Linked DNA regions of Homo sapiens: region 2 is linked to region 1. A link is an interaction called in ENCODE POLR2A ChIA-PET data of the cell type or tissue named here. Cell type or tissue: Caco-2. All regions are shown on one strand. Region 1 holds the start of TTLL6 (tubulin tyrosine ligase like 6). Region 2 overlaps UBE2Z (ubiquitin conjugating enzyme E2 Z).

Evidence for each region. ChIA-PET counts read pairs that join two places held together with the same protein. Peaks named below come from ENCODE experiments on the same cell type or tissue, not always from the same donor. Only the 100,000 strongest peaks of a DNase experiment are listed, where the experiment ranks them.
Region 2: POLR2A ChIA-PET joins it to region 1 with 13 read pairs; 8 of 35 experiments call an interaction of 5 or more read pairs at or near these places.

What each region holds. Positions count from the first base shown.
Region 1 is chr17:48,815,739-48,818,238 of GRCh38, forward strand. TTLL6 (tubulin tyrosine ligase like 6) reads right to left here and starts at 1,491. Exons shown (of 16, transcript NM_001130918.3): 1 at 1,232-1,491. The coding sequence starts at 1,334. It overlaps LOC105371813 (a long non-coding RNA gene), which reads left to right. Exons shown (of 4, transcript XR_001752926.1): 3 at 101-254; 4 at 691-1,220. RefSeq lists silencers at 1,197-1,246, 1,337-1,686. In Caco-2, CTCF peaks have their summits at 1,305 and 1,509; DNase peaks (open chromatin) are centred at 1,423 and 1,895; H3K4me3 peaks cover 1,223 bases.
Region 2 is chr17:48,917,736-48,920,235 of GRCh38, forward strand. All of the region lies in intron 4 of UBE2Z (ubiquitin conjugating enzyme E2 Z), which reads left to right. Among named protein-coding and RNA genes, the nearest start is that of UBE2Z, 11 kb to the left of the region's middle. In Caco-2, no CTCF peak of the experiment used is centred here; no DNase peak of the experiment used is centred here.

The DNA of each region.
Region 1 (2,500 bases):
TCAAGGGCTTTGCCAATAAGAAGTGTTGAGAATGACAAGTCACCTGTAGTGGGAACAATAAGAATCTTGCTGACTTAGATGCCATCTTTTATTCTTCTAGAAACTGAGAAATTCTGCAAGATTGGAAGATGCAATATTCAGATCAGGCTCATGCCTAGTCATTTTCTCCACAATATTCAGGGCATTGCTAACAAAGACAGATGGATCTGGATCCAAATCCCAGCTCTACTAGTTTCTAGAATGTGTGACCATGGGTGAGTAACTTAGCCTCTCTGTACCTCAGCTTCTGTATAAGTAAAATGGGGATGATAATAATATTCATTTTATGGAGCTGTTTTAAAGATTAAATGAGTTAATATTTCTAATACCCTTAAAGCAGTGCTTGGTTCAAAATAAAGGCTATATTGTAAAATGAAAATATAAACCAGGCGTGGTGACTCATGCCTGTAATTCCAGCACTTTGGGAAGCCCAAGTGGGAGGATCACTTGAGCTCAGGAGTTCGAGACCAGCCTGGGCAAAAAAGTGAGCCCCCCCACCCCCACCTCCATCTCTTAAAACAAACAAAAAAGAAAATATAATAATAAGATTGGCATAAATATTAAATTTTTTTGGAGTGCCTCGCACATACTGGTGCTTTCAAAACGTTAGCTCCCTTCCCACTTCATCCCCCAATGTGATATTTTTCCTAGAGTTCAAATCCCAAAGGAGAACTTTCTGCAAAGCCAGAAGAGTATTTTTTCAGGAGGGGTGAGAAATAACAACTGGAAATGAAAGAACACCAGGCTGGAAGGCGGTAGGGGCATCAGCAGAGGACTATGCCGGCCATGAAAAATGGGAAGTGTCTTGCTGGAAGGTTTCTCCAGACAAAGGAAGAACAGTGATGAAGAAAATGACCCAATGATGGGGATGAAGGGGATGAAGAGAGTTGTGTGAGTCCCAGGGATCGCTGGTGTCTAAGCGACAGCTCCTTGGTGGACTGTGGTTTAGGAAATCGGGGGAGGGCGGGAAATGAACGTTAATAAGAGGGACTGAGAAGGGGGGAGTCCCGGAGCCGAGGGACCGTGAGGGTGAGTGCCTGGCGCCATGGAACGCCACCAGGGAGGGCAGCGGGCTACCCTGGGGACCTGGGTCCCGTGTGGGTTTAAGGAGACGTGTCTAGCCAGGTTTTCAGGGGACAGGCACCAGGAGGCTGCGGTCTGGAGCCAGCACCGGGCTTTGGGGCGCTCTTACCCGCAATTCCTACTCCCCCGTCTCGCCCCGCTGGGCTGCTAGTCCAGCTTGCAACCACACCTGCCGGCCCCCTCCTCGAAGGATGAAGGAGTAACGCTCCCATTGGCTGCCAGACAGCCCCAACCCCAACCCGCGCTCGCCCTAACTTTGGGTCCGCCCGGCCCTCATATTTGCATACGGGGCCTTCTAGGCCTTCGATTGGCCCCTGCAGTAGCTGCCATGCCCCCTCCCTCCCGAATCCAATTAACCGCCCAGGCGCTAGGGGAGGGGCGCGCCCACGGTTGTCCCGGGAGACGCGGAGGACGCGCGCACCGCGCACCCGGGCGCCAGGGGCTGGACCGCCGCTCGCTCCCGCAGCCCTACCCTTGCCCAGCGAGCCAAGCCGCAGTCCCAGCCCATCCGCGCCGGTGCCGTCGGGCGCCGTGCGCGGGCGCGGCCAGAACGTCTGGCTCCAGAGGTCCAGCTGCGCGGGGCTGCGGTGAGGGAGGGGGGCACCTTGAATTTAGGCCTTCGGGAGAGGGCAAACCTGAAGCAGGAGGCACTGTGGGAAAACACTGGTTGGAGACTTAAATCAGCATCTCAGGCATATTAGTGCCTGTGTCACCTTGGGCAGGCCACGTTACCTCTGTGAGGCTTAGCTTCTTCAACAGGAAAATGGGTGTTGCAAACCTGTGATGACCGCTCAGGCGTATTGAACCCTGACCTCACCTCCAGAGTGTGGGGGTCATGGCCTCCAGTGAACTGATCAGTAAGAGAGGGCCGCCTAGACCGACTGAAGAGTCAGTGAGACTTAAGGGGTTAGGGGTCTGGGCTTCTCAGAGCAACCATTTGGTCTCAGGTGGAGAATCTGTAGTAGTGACTGGATTCAAATCATTGAAGATGGTCGGGCGCGGTGGCTCACGCCTGTAATCCCAGCACTTTGGGAGGCCTAGGTGGGTGGATCGCTTGAGCTCAGAAGTTCAACACCAGCTGGACAACATGGCGAAACCTCCTCTCTACTAAAAATACAAAAATTAACCGAGCGCGGTGCGCGTACCTGTGGTCCCAGCTATCGGGAGGCTGAGGCGGGAGGATCGCTTGAACACAGGAGGCAGAGGTTGCATTAAGCTGAGATCGCGCCACTGCACTCCAGCCTGGGCAACAGAGGGAAACTCTGTCTCAAATAAATAAATAAACATTGTTCATTTGGGCCTGAGTTGGTAACCTAAGTTCCTCCCAACCCAGATCCCCTTCACCTGCTGATGTGCACAGGCAGAACACCAGAGGCAA
Region 2 (2,500 bases), 100 kb after region 1:
AGTGAAATAATGTTGCCTCAGAGAGGTTAATTAACTTTCACAAAGACACACAGATCAGGATAGGACCCCAGACTTACATTGGAGCCCAACTTCTCCCACTCTTCCGATGTGCCTTCCTGAATTACTCATGAGCACGGGAAAAAGTTCCAGTGATAGTCCCAAAAGAAAATGATTCCGGATAGGTGATTAGAACAGCTTAATTAATTTATTTATTTTTTGAGACAGAGTTTCACTATTGTTACCCAGGCTGGAGTGTAATGGCACAATCTCGGCTCACAGCAACTTCTGCCTCCCAGGTTCAAGTGATTCCTCTGCCTCAGCCTCCCGAGTAGCTGGGATTACGGGCACGCACCACCACACCTGGCTAATTTTTTGTATTTTTAGTAGAGAAGGGGTTTCACCATCTTGGCCAGGCTGGTTTCGAATTTCGGACCTCAGGTGATCCACTCGCCTTGGCCTCTGAAAGTGCTGGGATTACAGGCGTGAGCAACCATGCCTGGCCAACTTAATTTATTTTTAAACTATTACATATGACACCAACTTTGATTCTTCCTCTATAGACCTGAACAAAGGATAATAAAATGCCTTTCAAAAATGAAAAATAAAAATTTTTTTTGAGACAGAGTCTCACTCCATCACTCAGGCTGGAGTGCAGTGGTGTGATCTCGGCTCACTGCAGCCTCCACCTCCCAGGGTCAAGCAATTCTCCTGCCTCAGCCTCCTGAGTAGCTGGGACTACAGGCGCACACCACCACGCCTGGCTAATTTTTGTATTTTTAGTAGAGGTGGCGTTTCACCATGTTGGCCAGCTGGTCTTGAACTCCTGACCTTAGGTGATCAGCCTGCCTCGGCCTCACAAAGTGGTAGGATCACAGGTGTGAGCCACAGAGTCTGGCCTCAAAAGTTAACAAAAATTATTTCCTAACCCATCCTTTCTCCAAACATTCATTTCAGGAGGAGAGTCTAATTGAAATAGACCTCATTAGCAGGAGCTGATTTTTAGGTCTTGTCTTTTTTTTTTTTTTTTTGGAGGCAGACTCTCACTCTGTCACCCAGGCTGGAGTGCAGTGGTGTGATCTCAGCTCACTGCAACCTCTGCCTCCCAGGTTCAAGCGATTCTAGTACCTCAGCCTCCCAAGTAGCTGGGATTACAGGCACACACCATGACGCCTGGCTAATTTTTGTATTTGTAGTAGAGATGGGGTTTCGCCCTGTTGGCCAGGCTTGTCTTGAACATATGGCCTCAAGCAGTCTGCCCACGTCCGCCTCCCAAAGTGCTGGGATTACAGGTGTGAGCCACCATGCCCAGCCTTGTGTTTTTTATTTTTTACTTCCAGAATGACTTGCAGTTGTTTTTATTTTATTTATTTATTTATTTTTTATTTATTTACAGGCACACACCACCACACCCAGCTGATTTTTGTATTTTTAGTAGAGACGGGGTTTCACTGTTTTGGCCAGGCTGGTCTCCACCTCCTGACCTTATGATCCACCTGCCTCGGCCTCCCAAAGTGCTGGGATTACAGGTGTGAGCTACCGCGCCTGGCCCATCAGCTATTTTTATCAGAGGCCAGGGCTCTAATTGACTGGGGTTGGTGGTAAGAGGAGAAGAGCACAGGAAAAATTAAAGGAGTAGAGGCCATACTCCCCTTCTATTCACACCATAGTGAGACCCTGTTTATATTGGCTTTCTAGACCAAAGTTGAAGTTTATCTTTCGAAGCTTCTGATAGATTTATTTCTAATTGTACTATTTCTTTGAGACAAAGTCTTGCTTTGTCACCCAGGCTGGAGTACAGTGGCACAGTCATAGCTCACTGAAGCCTCGAACTCCTGGGCTTTAGCCATCCTCTCACCTCAGCCTTCTGAGTAGCTGGGACGACAGGTGCACACCACCAATGCCCAGCTAATTTTTGTATTTTTTATAGAGACGGGATCTCACCATGTTGCCAATGCTGATCCTGAACTCCTGAACTCAAGCGATCCGCCTGCATCGGCTTCCCAAAGTGTCGGGAGTACAGGCATGAGCCATCGGGCCCAGCCCTACTTCTGATTTATAATAATTGGTTCAATGATGGTGGGACCCTAGAGACATATAACAGGTAAAGGGGTTAACCAGGAAGCATCCTTTACTTGTTGATGCCTGAAGGTTTTCTACACTGAGACTCTTCACTTCATTTATACCTTTTTGTCCCACCATCATTCTTTCTGTCTTTTTTTTTTCTCCCCCTAAAGAGACAAGTGTTTCCCAGCCTGGGCAACGTAGTGAGACCTTGTCTCTACCGAAAAACTTTTTTAAAAAAATAGCTGGGCATTGTGACATGTGCCTTGAGTCCCAGCTACTTGGGAAGCTGAGGAGAGGAGCATCGCTTGAGCCCAGGAATTCGAGGCAGCAGTAACCTCTGATCATGCCACCACTCTCCAGCCTGGATGACAAAGCAAGAGCCTGCCTCTTAAAAATTTTTTAAATAAAAGACAAGCCGGGTGCGGTGGCTCATGCC